Regions from separate parts of the Homo sapiens genome. Here all the other regions are linked to region 1. A link is an interaction called in ENCODE POLR2A ChIA-PET data of the cell type or tissue named here. Cell type or tissue: Panc1. All regions are shown on one strand. Links, peaks and the distances in the headings refer to the core of each region. The heading gives the core; the rest is flanking DNA. Region 1 overlaps EFCAB5 (EF-hand calcium binding domain 5). Region 2 overlaps EFCAB5 (EF-hand calcium binding domain 5). Region 3 overlaps NSRP1 (nuclear speckle splicing regulatory protein 1).

Evidence for each region. Peaks named below come from ENCODE experiments on the same cell type or tissue, not always from the same donor. Only the 100,000 strongest peaks of a DNase experiment are listed, where the experiment ranks them.
Region 2: POLR2A ChIA-PET joins it to region 1 with 20 read pairs; 4 of 35 experiments call an interaction of 5 or more read pairs at or near these places.
Region 3: POLR2A ChIA-PET joins it to region 1 with 11 read pairs; 3 of 35 experiments call an interaction of 5 or more read pairs at or near these places.

The regions. Positions count from the first base shown.
Region 1 is chr17:30,102,566-30,107,200 of GRCh38, reverse strand. All of the region lies in intron 22 of EFCAB5 (EF-hand calcium binding domain 5), which reads right to left. Among named protein-coding and RNA genes, the nearest start is that of NSRP1, 12 kb to the left of the region's middle. RefSeq lists silencers at 2,056-2,157, 2,505-2,604. In Panc1, for the core only: CTCF peaks have their summits at 2,263 and 2,521 (motif pointing left); a DNase peak (open chromatin) is centred at 2,430; H3K4me3 peaks cover 603 bases; H3K27ac peaks cover 407 bases.
Region 2 is chr17:30,048,163-30,052,797 of GRCh38, reverse strand. It overlaps EFCAB5 (EF-hand calcium binding domain 5), which reads right to left. Exons shown (of 23, transcript NM_198529.4): 9 at 1,581-1,680. Among named protein-coding and RNA genes, the nearest start is that of NSRP1, 66 kb to the left of the region's middle. In Panc1, for the core only: no CTCF peak of the experiment used is centred there; no DNase peak of the experiment used is centred there; H3K27me3 peaks cover 346 bases.
Region 3 is chr17:30,179,117-30,183,751 of GRCh38, reverse strand. It overlaps NSRP1 (nuclear speckle splicing regulatory protein 1), which reads right to left. Exons shown (of 7, transcript NM_032141.4): 5 at 4,455-4,635; 6 at 2,736-2,844. Among named protein-coding and RNA genes, the nearest start is that of SLC6A4, 54 kb to the left of the region's middle. In Panc1, for the core only: no CTCF peak of the experiment used is centred there; no DNase peak of the experiment used is centred there.

The DNA.
Region 1 (4,635 bases), core at 331-4,330:
TTAAGTTTTTTAAATTGAAAACTGTTAAACTGTCATTCATAAAAGTTGCTTTTTCCCAGGAGTCAATGACTAATATTCAAACAGAATGGTCCAATGGAAAGACTATATAGAGTTGAACAGATGAGGGTTCTGTCCAATGGAAAGACTATATAGAGTTGAACAGATCTTGGCTCTACACCAATGAGTTTTGTCACTTAACTGCTCTGAGCCTCAGTTTCTTCTTCCATAAAACAAAATTGTAAGAATTGTTTTTTTCTTTTGAGACAGGGTCTTGCCCTGTTGCCCAGGCTGGAGTGCAGTGGCACGATCATGGCTCACTGCAGCCTCAATCTCCCATGCTCAGGTGATCCTCCCACTTCAGCCTCCCAAGTAGCTGGGACCAGAGGCTGAGAAAATATATGTGAAGATCTGTCACAGAGTAGTTGCTCAAAAATATTAACTACCGGCTGGGCACAGTGACTCACACCTGTAATCCCAGCACATTGGGAGGCAGAGGCAAGTGGATCACTTGAGGTCAGGAGTTTGAGATCAGCCTGGCCAACATGGTGAAACCCCATCTCTACTAAAAATACAAAAATTAGCCAGGCGTGGTGGTGGGCACCTGTGATCCCAGCTACTTGGGAAGCTGAGGCAGGAGAATCGCTTGGACCTGGGAGGTGGAGGTTGCAGTGAACTGAGATTGTGCCACTGCACTCCAGCCTGGGTGGCAGAGTGAGACTCCATTTCAAAAAATAATAATAATAATAATTACCCCCTTTCTTTCAGATGCCTCTCATCCACAAGTCTATTTTATTCATTTCTGTTATTCCTAGTAACTAACTCAGTGCCTAACCCAATACATGTTTGCTGATTTGAGTAAACCATTTGGTTATAATTGAGTTCAAGCTTTATTATTTATTTATTTATAATTATAAATAAATAATTTATTCATTATCTTTAATAATAGAGACAGGGTCTTATGTTGCCCAGGCTAGTCTTGAACTTCTGGCCTCAAGCAATCCTCCCACCTCGGCCTCCTAAAGTGCTGGGATTACAGCCATGAGCCACTGCACCTGGCTTTTTTTTTAATTGAGTAAAAGCTTTTAAATATCAAGTCTTCTATCCAATAGCTTATTAACAGTAATGACAATGATCTATTAGAATTGCTAAGCAGAACATATTTTATTTTCTTGTCTTTTATCAACACAAAGGAACAAGATTCTCTGAATTAGGTTTAGCTGTCCTATGGTTTGGAAGGAACTATACAACAAAAGGTATAATATGGGATAGGAATGGCACGTAAAATGTGGAAAACATTCACAAGTCTCAATTTTTATTTGAAGCTGACTTTAAAGCGTGGATCCAATTAATTTTCTAAAATTCTCTGTTTTAACACACACGCACACACACACACCACCCTGGCATTGTCTTTTCTCATTCAATTATAAGTGTTCAATAAATGTTAAATTGAAACATTAAATTAAGGAATAATGAATTAGGTTTCTCAAATACTAAAATTCTTTCCAGATTATAGCTCAGTAACATTAGAGAGAATTATGAATAAAAACAAAACAGATGCTGGTCATGAGATCACATTCAAAATACCTGATTCATCTCATTTTATGAGCAATACTAGACCAATCGACATACATACTTAAAATATTGAAGGTGCATTTGTTATAATTCATCTCTCTTTCTGTTTTTTGTTTTGTTTTGTTTGTTTGTTTCGTTTTTTGAGATGGAGTCTCACTCTGTCGCCCAGGCTGGAGTGCAGTGGCACCTTGTGGGCTCACTGCAACCTCCGTCTCCTGGGTTCAAGCGATTTTCCTGCCTCAGCCTCCCAAGTAGCTGGGATTACAGACGCCCATCACCAGGCCTGGCTAATTTTTATATTTTTGGTAGAGACGGGGTTTCATCATGTTGGCCAGGCTGGTCTCGAACTCGTGACCTCAGATGATCCGGCCTCCCAAGGTGCTGGGATTACAGGCGTGAGCAACCGCGCTCGGCCAATTCATCTCTCTTTCTGTTAATTAGTTTCCTGGAAACCCTGCAAGGTAAATGATACAGGTTTCCAAAGATAATGTTTCAATGCTATGAAGCTAAATAAAATTCACCCTAGGACACTCCTAAAAGTCCTTATTTTCGGAGACAAAACAGCTCTGCTGCTCCCCTCAGCTTTTCTTCCGCCCTTCCCTAATGCCCATGAAGAGCTCTGTTCCTTTGACCCCTGCCACAGTGTTCTTATCTGAACATCCACGTGAGCAGACGCCCATCTGCAAGCCATTATTAAGCTAGTCGCCATCTCCATGGTGATTCAACGACACGGGGATGGTGAGCGAGGTCGCTGTCTTTCACAAGACCCTGTTGCTTATTTCCTGTGTTATTGTTACCGAGACAGAAGCTCCGAAAGTGTCTGGACGGTGGTTCCTGTTTCCCTGTCCTTTCCAGAGGTTGATGCGTTAACGACCGGCTCTAACGATTCCTCTAATGAGCCTCCAGCGCTCTGCTGGGTTCCCTATTAACGGTTGAGTGCTACTGCCCTCTTGTGGTAGATGCAGGCCGGATCTTTGCAGCTTGACCCACGACAGACCCCACTCACACAGACTTTGCAATTTTTTCAAGCAGATAAACGCTTCTTTTATAACCATAGAAATAACGCTTTTTTTTTTTGCTTTGCTTTGGAAAAGTGTATAGTAAATTATTTGAATATATCTAAGCTATAGAGAGTACTGGGTGACCTTTGAGTCTATCTATGGACATTAGTTCAGAAACATGATATTTTTGTAGGTTCTAGTTTAATCAAACTTTTAATTACATAGTGAATTCATTATGCTGGAAACACTGGGCTATAGTAGGATATTTCTGAATTAAAACTCCATTTATGGATCCCTGCTTTTAACACTGGATTAATAAAGTTAAATCTTTTGGGGATGATGGATAATTAGTATAGATGGGCAAAGCAAAAAGAAAGAAGTACTTAAGCTTCAAGTACAAAAGCTAAAATGTAACTGCTCCTTTCAACTAACAATCCAAGATCAGCCACATTTGTTGATGTTCCTCTCCTTCATTAGTTCTCTTAGTTTTAGTTCTCATTTCTATTGCTTCACATACCCCAAGTCACTCCTTAACATGACAGCCACACACAATAAACTGAAGGTCCTTGCAGCAATAGAAGGGTATGTGTATGCAAATTTCTTTTCTTTTCTTTTTTAGATGGAGTTTTGCTCTTGTTGTCCAGCCTGGAGTGCAATGGCGTGATCTTGGCTCACTGCAACCTCCACCTCATGGGTTCAAGCCATTCTCCTGCCTCAGCCTCCTGAGTAGTTGGGACTACAGGCATGCACGCCTGGCTAATTCTTCTGTATTATTAGTAGAGATGGGGTTTCACCACGTTGGCCAGGCTGGTCTTGAACTCCTGACCTCAGGTGATCCACGTGCCTTGGCCTCCCAAAGTGCTGGGATTACAGGTGTGAGCCACTGCGCCCGGTCATATATGCAAATTTCAATCAATCTTTTTGTAGGCAGGAGAATTTACATTTGCCATGGCAATCAGGAATTTAATATGTCATTGTTAATTTAATATGGTCCCAAAGGCACTGTAGTGTACTGCCTCCCAGATTTATCAGGAAAAATATCAATGTTACACGGGGAGTTAAAAACACATTTTTCTCTAGTAATCGAAGTTTGAGGGGGAAGTTTGTTCTAGGATGAATGCTGAGTTCTTGCACGTATATCAGTTTCATTCCCATGGCAAGCATATTTCTGTACAGTGTCACAAGCATAATTTCTGTACAATATCACATAATTTCTATACAATATCACATGTAGTGGCTTTTTAAATGATGTAGCTATAAATCAAGTCATGTGTAAATTGAAATCAATGCAAATTATATTTACAAAATTCATAGTTTAATGTAGTGGCCTCCAAACTCTTTTGCTCATGTACCTCTATCAGTAACAAACATTGAGCATGTGCCCATATATATATATATTTATAATATATATATTTATAAATTATTTATTTTAAAACATTTTAAACAAAAAATAGAAATTAACAATGAGTTAAAACCATTATAAAGAAAAGTCCTTTGGCCGGATGCAGTGGCTCACGCATGTAATCTCAACACTTGGGAGGACAAGGCAGGTGGATTGCTTGAGTCCTGGAGTTCAAAACCAGCCTGGGCAACATGGTCTGTCTCTACAAAAAATACAAAAATTAGCTGGGCATGGTGGTGTGGGCCTCTAGTGTCAGCTACTAGGGAGGCTCAGGTGGGAGGAGGGAGAATCACCTGAGCCTGAGAGGGAGAGGTTGCAGTAAGCCAAGATTGTGCCACTGTACTTCGGCCTGGGTGACAGAGTGAGACCTTGTCTCCAAAAAAAGAAACAAAGAAAAAAAGAAAAGTCCTTAGTCCTTTGGTATTTTTCTTTCTTTCTTTCTGTCTTTCAATGTCTCAACAGAATCATCTTTGATATTTTTCTTGCGCCCCAGAGACAGTTTTTTAAAAAATCTTCTGGGGTGCTTCCACTTAACTTTGGAGACCACCAAGTTAAAATATGAAAGAAATTGAATGGATAATGCTTTTCTAGATGATTAACATGCATTCAATTTTGCTACGTCTGAAATTCCTACTAAGACTAATGTAAAGGAAAAGAAAG
Region 2 (4,635 bases), core at 273-4,272, 54 kb after region 1:
CTTCCCCCTATCTCTTTCCCTCTTCTTTGTTCTTCATTCCTCAATTATTTTCCTCTACAGTTATGTGGATACCTAGAACAGAATACTAGGGAAAGACTGGATAGTATTCACAGAATCCCACTGTTAAACAACAACAATAAAACCCTGGTGTCTGTACTATAAAGAGTGGAAATCATGCCACAAGACTGTCCCCATTTCTCCCAAAACAGTAGTGGTAAGCCATAAAATTGCAATTCTCACAATTTTCAGAAATACTCCAAGTATATCACCCACAGATTTGTAAGTATCCAATTAATAAATCTTCACACAGAAATAAAATATTGACATTCTTGGCCAGGTGTGGTGGCTCAATGCCTGTAATCCCAGCACTTTGGGAAGCCAAGGCAGGTGGATGCCTGAGGTCAGGAGTTTGAGACCTGCCTGCCCAACATGGCAAAACCCCGTCTCTACTAAAAATACAAAAAAATAGCTGGGTGTGGTGGCAGGCGCCTGTAATCCCAGACACTTGGGAGGATGAGGCAGGGGGAATCGCTTGAACCTGGGAGGCAGAAGTTGCAGTGAGCTGAGATCGCGCCATTGTACTCCAGCCTCGGCAACAGAGCGAGACTCTGTCTCAAAAAAAAGACATTCTTTGGGAAACTCAGCCAGTACAATACCTTCTCTTTAAAAAAAATGAAAATAAACTGACCACAGTGGCACATCCCTGTAGTCCTGGCTACTCTGGAGGCTGAGGCAGGAGGATTGCTGGAGCCCAGGAGTTTGAAGCCAGTCTGGGCAACATAGCAAGACCCCATCTCTGAAAACGTAAAATAACATAAAATAAAAAAAAATAAAAATAAACCCCATAATTGTACTTGTTTTGGAAATAACATAAAAAGGATATTTTACTGTATAAGTAAATGCTTGGGAAAAGGAAATACTGTTCTTATACATCTTATAATTTTAAGTTGGGCATTAAAAATGGAATTACCAGGCTGGGTACGGTGGCTTACACCTACAATCCCAGCACCCAGGCATTTGAGACTATCCTTGGCAACAGGGTGAAACCTTCTCTCTATTAAAAATACAAAAAATTAGCTGGGCATGGTGGTGCACACCTGTAGTCCCAGCTACTCAGGTGGCTGAGGTGGGAGAATCATCTCCCACCTGGGAGGTTGAGGCTGCAGTGAGTCATGATCATGCCACTGCACTCCAGCCTGGGTGAGAAGAGTAAGACTCAAAAAAATTTTTTTGTTAATAAAATGGAATTACCATTACTAACTTAATTTCCAAAACATTCAGACTGTCACTAAAGCATTTCTTCATTTGAATGAATTTAGAATTGAGTTCTAGCTGAGTTCTGATATAAAATTTTTGAGTATTGCACTGTGGTGAAAAATACATCTAGTTGTGATGAAGAGTGAATTTCGTGGAGGGAATAAACAACTAGATACAGTTATCATGATCTAAGAGAGCTATTATGTGAAGGGATTCCATGGTGGTAGAATAATCTTGTGTTAACATATCAGTGTATCATATCAGTACATATCAGTGCACTGCGACACTCCAGCTTGAACATACTCCCTCTGAGCGGCACTTACATTGTCGTGGGTTTCGAAGTAAACTCCTAAGCATTTGTGAACTATGGTCATAGAACAATTCCAGCAGGGCCAATGTCCTCTGCCGATCCAAAAACCCTACCTAAGCAAAGAAGAAAGTTTGTGATTAGTTGTTACAGGAGATTTAAGATTTTTATGCAGTTGGAACGTGGCTTATTGAAGCTTTTATCATCACTATCACCACAACAATCATTATCATGTAAATAAAAGCTGCAGCATCAAAATCAAGAAAGTTATATCTTGCCTTTAGGCTTATACTCTACTTTCCCATTCTGTGACGTGTCAAAATGACCTCTACTTAGTAAATGTTTAAGAAATATTTGTGACTGACTTATTGATGGCTAAATCCAATGTATAATGTTCAGTACTTATCTTACCTGACCTGAGTATGTCACTTGAAACAATTTACCGCTCCCTACTTGTCCTTTTTCCATTGTTATTTTTAAAAAATTTTTTTGATTATAGAAAAATATAGAAAATGATAGAATTAACATATGTGTTCCCAACACCCAGAAATAATGATTGTTAACATTTTGTGTATGTGCTTTAAAAAGCCTGATATAGCAACACAGTGAGACCTCCATTGCTTCAAAAAATAAAAAATTAGCCAGGCATGGTGGTGTACACCTGTAGTCCTAGCCACTCCAGAGGCTGAGGCCAGAGGATATGTTGATTTGCAGTGAGCTATGATCATGTCACTGCAGTCCAGCCTGGCTGACAGAGCAAGACCTTGTCTCAAAAACAAAAACAAAAAAACCTGATATAGGCCAGGCGCGGTGGCTCACGCCTGTAATCCCAGCACTTTGGGAGGCCGAGGTGGGTGGATCACCTAAGGTCGGGAGTTCGAGACCAGCCTGACCAACGCAGAGAAACCCTGTCTCTACTAAAAAGACAAAAATTAGCTGGGCATGTTGGTGGGCACCTGTAATCCCAGCTACTCGGGAGGCTGAGGCAGGAGAATCACTTGAACCCAGGAGGCGGAGGTTGCGGTGAACAGAGATCATGCCATTGCACTCCAGCCTAGGCAACAAGAGCAAAATTCCATCTAAAAAAAAAAAAGAAAAAAAAGTACCTGATACAGTACGTATGTCTTTCTTCAAATTGCTTTTATTTACTCAACATTGAGATCTAATTCATATCTGTAAAGAAATATATTTTATACTTTTTAACTGCAATAAGGCATTCTGTAATATGGAAACACCATAATTAAAAAAAAACTCCTCTATTGATGGTGTTTTGATTATTTTCAGTATTTTGATATCAACGTAATGCTGCAATGGATATCCTTATACACGTCTCCTGTGTACATATGCAAACGTTTCTCTAGGATAAATAACTAGAAGTGGAATTACTGGATTGCATAATGTATGCATTTCAACTTTATTAGTTATAGCCAAATTGCTTCACAAAATGTTCATACCAATTTACATTCTTGCCAGCATTGAATGACAGTGTTATTTCTTCATATCCACATCAATACTTGATATTGTTAGAGTTTATTATTTTTTGTAATCTGATAGATAAAAATGGTATCATTATTTTAATTTGCATTTCCCTGATTACTAGTGAGATTTAATATATTTTCATGTGCTTATTATATGTATGGGTTTTTCCTCTTCTGTGAATGGATTTTTCAGATCTTTTTCCCATTTTTCAGTTGGGACCAGTTGCCTATTTCTTTTGTTTTTTTTTTGTTTGTTTTTGTTTTTGTTTTTGTTTTGAGACACAGTCTCGCTCTGTCGCCCAGGCTGGAGTGCAGTGGCATGATCTCGGCTCACTGCAACCTCCGCCTCCCGGGTTCAAGCAATTCTCCTGCCTCAGCCTCCGGAGTAGCTGGGACTACAGGCGCATGCCACCACGCCTGGCTAATTTTTGTATTTTTAGTAGAGACAGGGTTTCACCATGTTGGCCAGGGTAGTCTCAGTCTCTTGACCTCGTGATCCGCCCACCTCAGCCTCCCAAAGCAAAAATTTTAACAAGGTCATAAACCCTGTATTTTTATGGGGCTTATCTCCCATCCTCTGACACACATTAGCTGTCTTACCAAGGTATCTAATGCTACTTTACCAAGGTATCTAATGCTGCTTTCAGCTCATCAAGTCCAATCATCATGATGGATATCATGGACCTGTTCTGTGATGTCAATACAATCAAGGTCTATGTATACTAGATTACGATAGAGAAAAGAAGAACTGCCTTAGCCCTAAGAGAATGCAGTGAAAAGTATTGCTATTCTTGACAGGTGAAATCAAATTTCTTTTGGTCCTTGTAAACTTCTCTAGAGAAAACAGCATTTGCCAGACCAATAGTTGTTGTGAATGAGAGAGCTACGTCAATTTGATTCAATAAAGATTCCACACCTGGAATAGCCATGTAAATAGAGCCACAGTAATCTACATTCTTCAAGATGTAGGCTGGGCGCAGCAGCTCATGCCTGTAATCCCAGCACTTTGGGATGCTGGGGTAGGCGGATCACCTGAGGTCAGGAGTTTAAGAGCAGCCTGGCCAACACAGTGAAACCCCATCTCTACTAAAAATATAAAAATTAGCCAGGCATGGTGGCACGTGTCCTAACTACTTGGGAGGCTGAGGTAGGAGAATCGCTCGAACCCAGGAGGTGGATGTTGCAGTGAGCTGAGATCATGACACTGTACTCCAGCCTGGGTGACAGGGTGAGACTCTGTCTCACAAAAGAAAAAAAAAAAAAAGAAGTATCCTCCACCTTCTACATAGACAAAACAGGAAAATTAGATAAGAATATGATAGGATTACTTCCCCTGAATCGTTTATATATTTTCATATCTATCTCTGTGGAGTTTTTTGTTTTTGTTATATGATTATGTATTTTTTTTTTTAACATTCTGGCAGACAGGGAAAGTTCAGGAGTTTCTGTTACCATAATACCAGGTCCTTCCTACCATAATAGTCCTCAGTTCCCAAAATGGAGAACAAATGTGAAGATTCTGCTGGTTGCTGTGTGTCTATTCCAATTAAACATCCAAGAACCAGAAATAACCATAGCTAAGTCCACAGAGTA
Region 3 (4,635 bases), core at 394-4,393, 76 kb before region 1:
CATTAGAATCAACAATACTAAAATTATATTACCTTCATTGTTCCAGCTGGCAAGTACAGTTAACTTTATAGTATGAGTATAATGTAAATAAGAACCACTCAGTGATTCTTACTAATCACTTACTAATCACACTAATGGTGCAACAACTTTGGTTCTCCAGGAATTACTGGCAGAACTATCTTGGCTAAAGGACCCACTAACAGTTAGGAATTCGATTATTAGACTCTAAGAAGTACAACTATGTCAACGACATTACAGAGTTTCATGGCAGCCTAATAAATATTCCAGATGAAACTCTAATACAAAGATATAACGTAATATAATTTCCATTCAAAACCTGAATCTTCAAATACATTTTCTTAGGTTCATACTTCTCACCAATTTTATAATCAAAGCCTAGCAGCGTAGGGAGGGAGTGGGGCATAAACTTCCTCTCCTCACCTTAATTCTATTCTCCTACCTCTTCCCTTCCTTAGCAACACAGACTCAGATCTACCCAGAACATTCCTGTTAAAAAAAATTTTTTTTTTTTTGCTTAGGACAGACTCTTTTACCTTCAGCTACATAATTATGGCATAATCATCTCACCATTCCTATAATACCTTATAACTTTATTCAAAAATCCTCTAATCCTTTACCTTCTAGACCAGCATTAATAGAAATGCCTCAAGAAATGGTAATGTTCATATGTGAGCTGTCCCCAGTATGGCAACCACCAGCCAAATATGGCAACTGAGTATATGAAATGTGGCCGCTGTGATCAAAACTTTAAATTTTATTTACTTAATTTTATTATTTATTTATTATTATTATTTTTTGAGACAGAGTCTTGCACTGTCACCCAAGCTGGAGTGCAGTGGCGCAATCTCAGCTCACTGCAACCTCCGCCTCCTGTGTTCACGCCATTCTCCTGCCTCAGCCTCCCAAGTAGCTGGGACAACAGGCGCCCGCCACCACGCCTGGCTAATTTTTTGTATTTTTAGTAGAGACGGGATTTCACCGTGCTGGCCAGGATGGTCTCAATCTCCTGACCTCGCAATCCGCCCGCCTTGGCCTCCCAAAGTGCTGGGATTATAGGCATGAGCCACCGTGCCCAGCCATTTTATTTTTTGAGATGGAGTCTGGCTCTGTCGCCAGGTTGGAGTGCAGTGGCGCTATCTCAGCTCACTGCAATCTCCGCCTCCCGAGTTTAAGCAATTCTCCTGCCTCAACCTCCCCAGGAGGTGGGATTACAGGCATGTGCCACAATGCCGAGCTAATTTTTGTATTTTTAGTAGAGACAGGGTTTCACCATGTTGGCCAGGATGGTCTCCATCTCCTGATCTCATGATCCACCTGCCTCAGCCTCCCAAAGTGCTGGGATAACAGGCGTGAGTCACTGCGCCCAACCTACTTTATTTACTTTAAATTAATTTAAGTAGCTACACGTGACTAGTGCCTACATACTAACAGTGCAGTTCTAGCCCCGATATGTAAGTCTTACATTTTAGGAAGGCTGGGTTCTATTTATGAAAACAAACCACTTTCCTTTTTATACACTATCTGAACATGTATATAAGACTTATATTGTAGACACCTAATTCTTTCCAACTTTCTCCTTAATTCTGACAGCAAAATCATTTTAAGGTACCAGGCACCAATCATTTTAAGGATCATGAGGAATACCCACATTCTTATTTAAAAAAAAAAAAAAAAAAAAAAAAGCAGCCAGGTGCAGTGGCTCATACCTGTAATCCCAGCACTTTGGGAGGCTGAGATAGAGGGGGGATCCCTCAAACCCAGGAGTTCAAGACCAGCCTGGGCAACATAAAGCCCCATCTCCACAACAAAAATACAAAAAGAGGCTGGGCGTGGTGGCTCATGCATATAATCCCAGTACTTTGGGAGGCCGAGGCGGGTGGATCACCTGAGGTCAGGAATTCGAGACTAGTCTGGCCAACATGGTGAAACTCCATCTCTACTAAAAATACAAAGATTAGCCGGGCGTAGTGCATGCACCTATAGTCCCAGCTACTCAGGAAGCTGAGGCACGAGAATCCCTTGAACTTGAGAGGCAGAGGTTGCAGTAAGCAGAGATCGCGCCATTGCACTCCAGCCTGGGTGACAGAGCAAGACTCCATTCCATCTAAAAAAAAAAAAAACAAAAAAAAAAAACCACACACACAACAACAACAACAAAAAACACAAAAAGAAAATTCGCTGGGCATGATGGCTTGCACCTGTAGTCCCAGCTACTTGGGAGGATCATTTGAGCCCATGAGGCAAAGGCTGCAGTGAGCTATGATTGAACCACTGTACTCCATCCACCCTAGGCGACAGAGTGAGACTCTGCCTCAAAAAAAAAAAAAAAAAAGAAAAAAGAAAAAACTACAATTTGATTTTGCTTTCCCTTGAAGATTTTGCTCTCCCTTGTTAAGACCCATAAATCACTTAAAAATTCAGAAACTTTATACATTAAAAGTCTGTCTTTGGTTTTACAATAATATTAAACTCAATCACTGTTTTAATGTAACAATTTCTGTGAAATGCAGAATAAAAATGATCTTAAACTAAATCTGTAGGTTTTAAAATCAAGAAACTGCAAATTTCTAGCCATTCATTCAGTTAGGTAAGGCTGGCTGACAACACAATATGCAATGTTGTAATCTTCCATCTTTCAGAGGGTTAAAATGACCCCACAACCACAGATTATTAACAGTATTTTTCTTCAAAATATTTCATACACGTCTCCTCACCTGGCTTCACGAAAGCTGCATTTAGGTACTTCCTCTTCACCAACTGCTTGATTTAATAGGTGCCTATAAAATCCACTGAGATCTTTCTGCTTGGTTACATCCAAACATGCTAACAGAGGGAAAGCAAAAATTAGAATATATTCAATAAGGCACAGTGCAGTTTCATTTTACAGACATACAGTATATAACATACAGTGTGTAAACTACTCGCTGGATCAGGAGTTGGCAAACTGCAGGCCAAATCTGGCCTGTTGCCTGTTTTCATAAATAAATTTTTATTGAAACAAAGCCCTGTTCATTTATGTATTGTCCACAACTGCTTTTGTACTACAAAGGCAGAGCTCAGTAACTGCGACAGAGATCATATACACAAAAAGCCCTAAAGTATGAATATGATCTGGCATTCAAAATATGAATTTATAAATTTAAAGTCTTAAAATATGAATACTAAAATACTATCTGGTCCTTTACAGAAAGTTTGCCGACTGGCACTCTAAACACATAGTACATGCTTAGACAGAATGTTATAGACTTGGTTTTCTTCTACTTAAAAGCTGAAGAGGATGGGCGCAGTGGCTCACGCCTGTAATCCTACAACTTTGGGAGGCTGAGGTGGGTGGATCACCTGAGCTCAGGAGTTCGAGACCAACCTGGCCAACATGGTAAAACTCCGTCTCTATAAAAATATAAAAATTATCCAGGTGTGGTGGTGCATGCCTGTAATCCCAGCTACTTGGGAGCCTGAGGCATAAGAATCACTTGAACTTGGGAGGCAGAGGTTGCAGTGAGCCAAGATCATACGACTGCACTCCAGCCTGGGCGACACAGCGAGACTCTGTCCAAAAAGCTGATGAGCATTTGTCAATTAAAGTATTTACAGGGCTGGTCATGGTGGCTCACACCTGTAATGCCAACACTTTGGGAGGCTGAGGCAGGAAGATTGCTTGAGCCCAGGAGTTCGAGACCAGCCCCGGCAACATAGTGAGACCCCGTCTCTACAAAAAATACAAAAAGTAACCAGACGTGGTGGTATGTTCCCGTAGTCCCAGCTACTCAAGAGGCTGAGGTGGGAGGATCACTGGAGCCTGGGAGGTCAGGGCTGCAGTGAGCCATGGTTGAGCCACTGCACTCCAGCCTGGGTGACAGAGACCCAGTCTCAAAAAAAAAAGTATTTTATAAATACATATTCTACTTAGATCTTGAGAAATAATCATGAGTAGAAAGCACTAAGGTAAAGCATTAAGATATTCTTAATTCATCCAATTTTTATTCTTTCTTCAATTAATGTTATTCTTTTTCTAATTGCCTCATTGATCCTCCTTGAGTGGTGTTACTCTATTATTTTCTCATCCCAAAAAAATGTAACTAGGGTTTAAAATTATATTTATATTGTTTCTGACAAATGCCATGGCGTTATACTTTGTAATAAATGTTTTTACATTTCAGATCATGTTCTAAGGCAAAAGCCACAAAATGAGAACTAAGAGAAAAGTCTAGTAGAAATAATAGTTACTGAAGAGTTCAACTGTGTTTTTAGTTAAACTTTCCTTTCTGTTTTATACTGCTATATAATACCATATTCCTTGTGTCTTGAATTCCTATATATAAATTATGATCACAAACTCATAACCCTAAAGTTCAGTGACAGAGCAAACAGCTAACCACAGGGGAGAGATTCTGCTACTGTTTCCTTGTGCCTTTCCCACTCTTTCATTTTACCTTCCAGTGCAGCAGCCCTCTTTTCTCTTTCTTCTTCTTCAGCTCTCTCTTGCAGTTTTTTCTTATATGCAGATGTCACAAATGCTTCTTTATCATCAAACTCCCCCTTTTCCATTTCTCGTTCTCTCTGTATTTTCTTTTCCATTCTTTTTTCCTGTTCCTTTTTTCTGATCTCAACTGC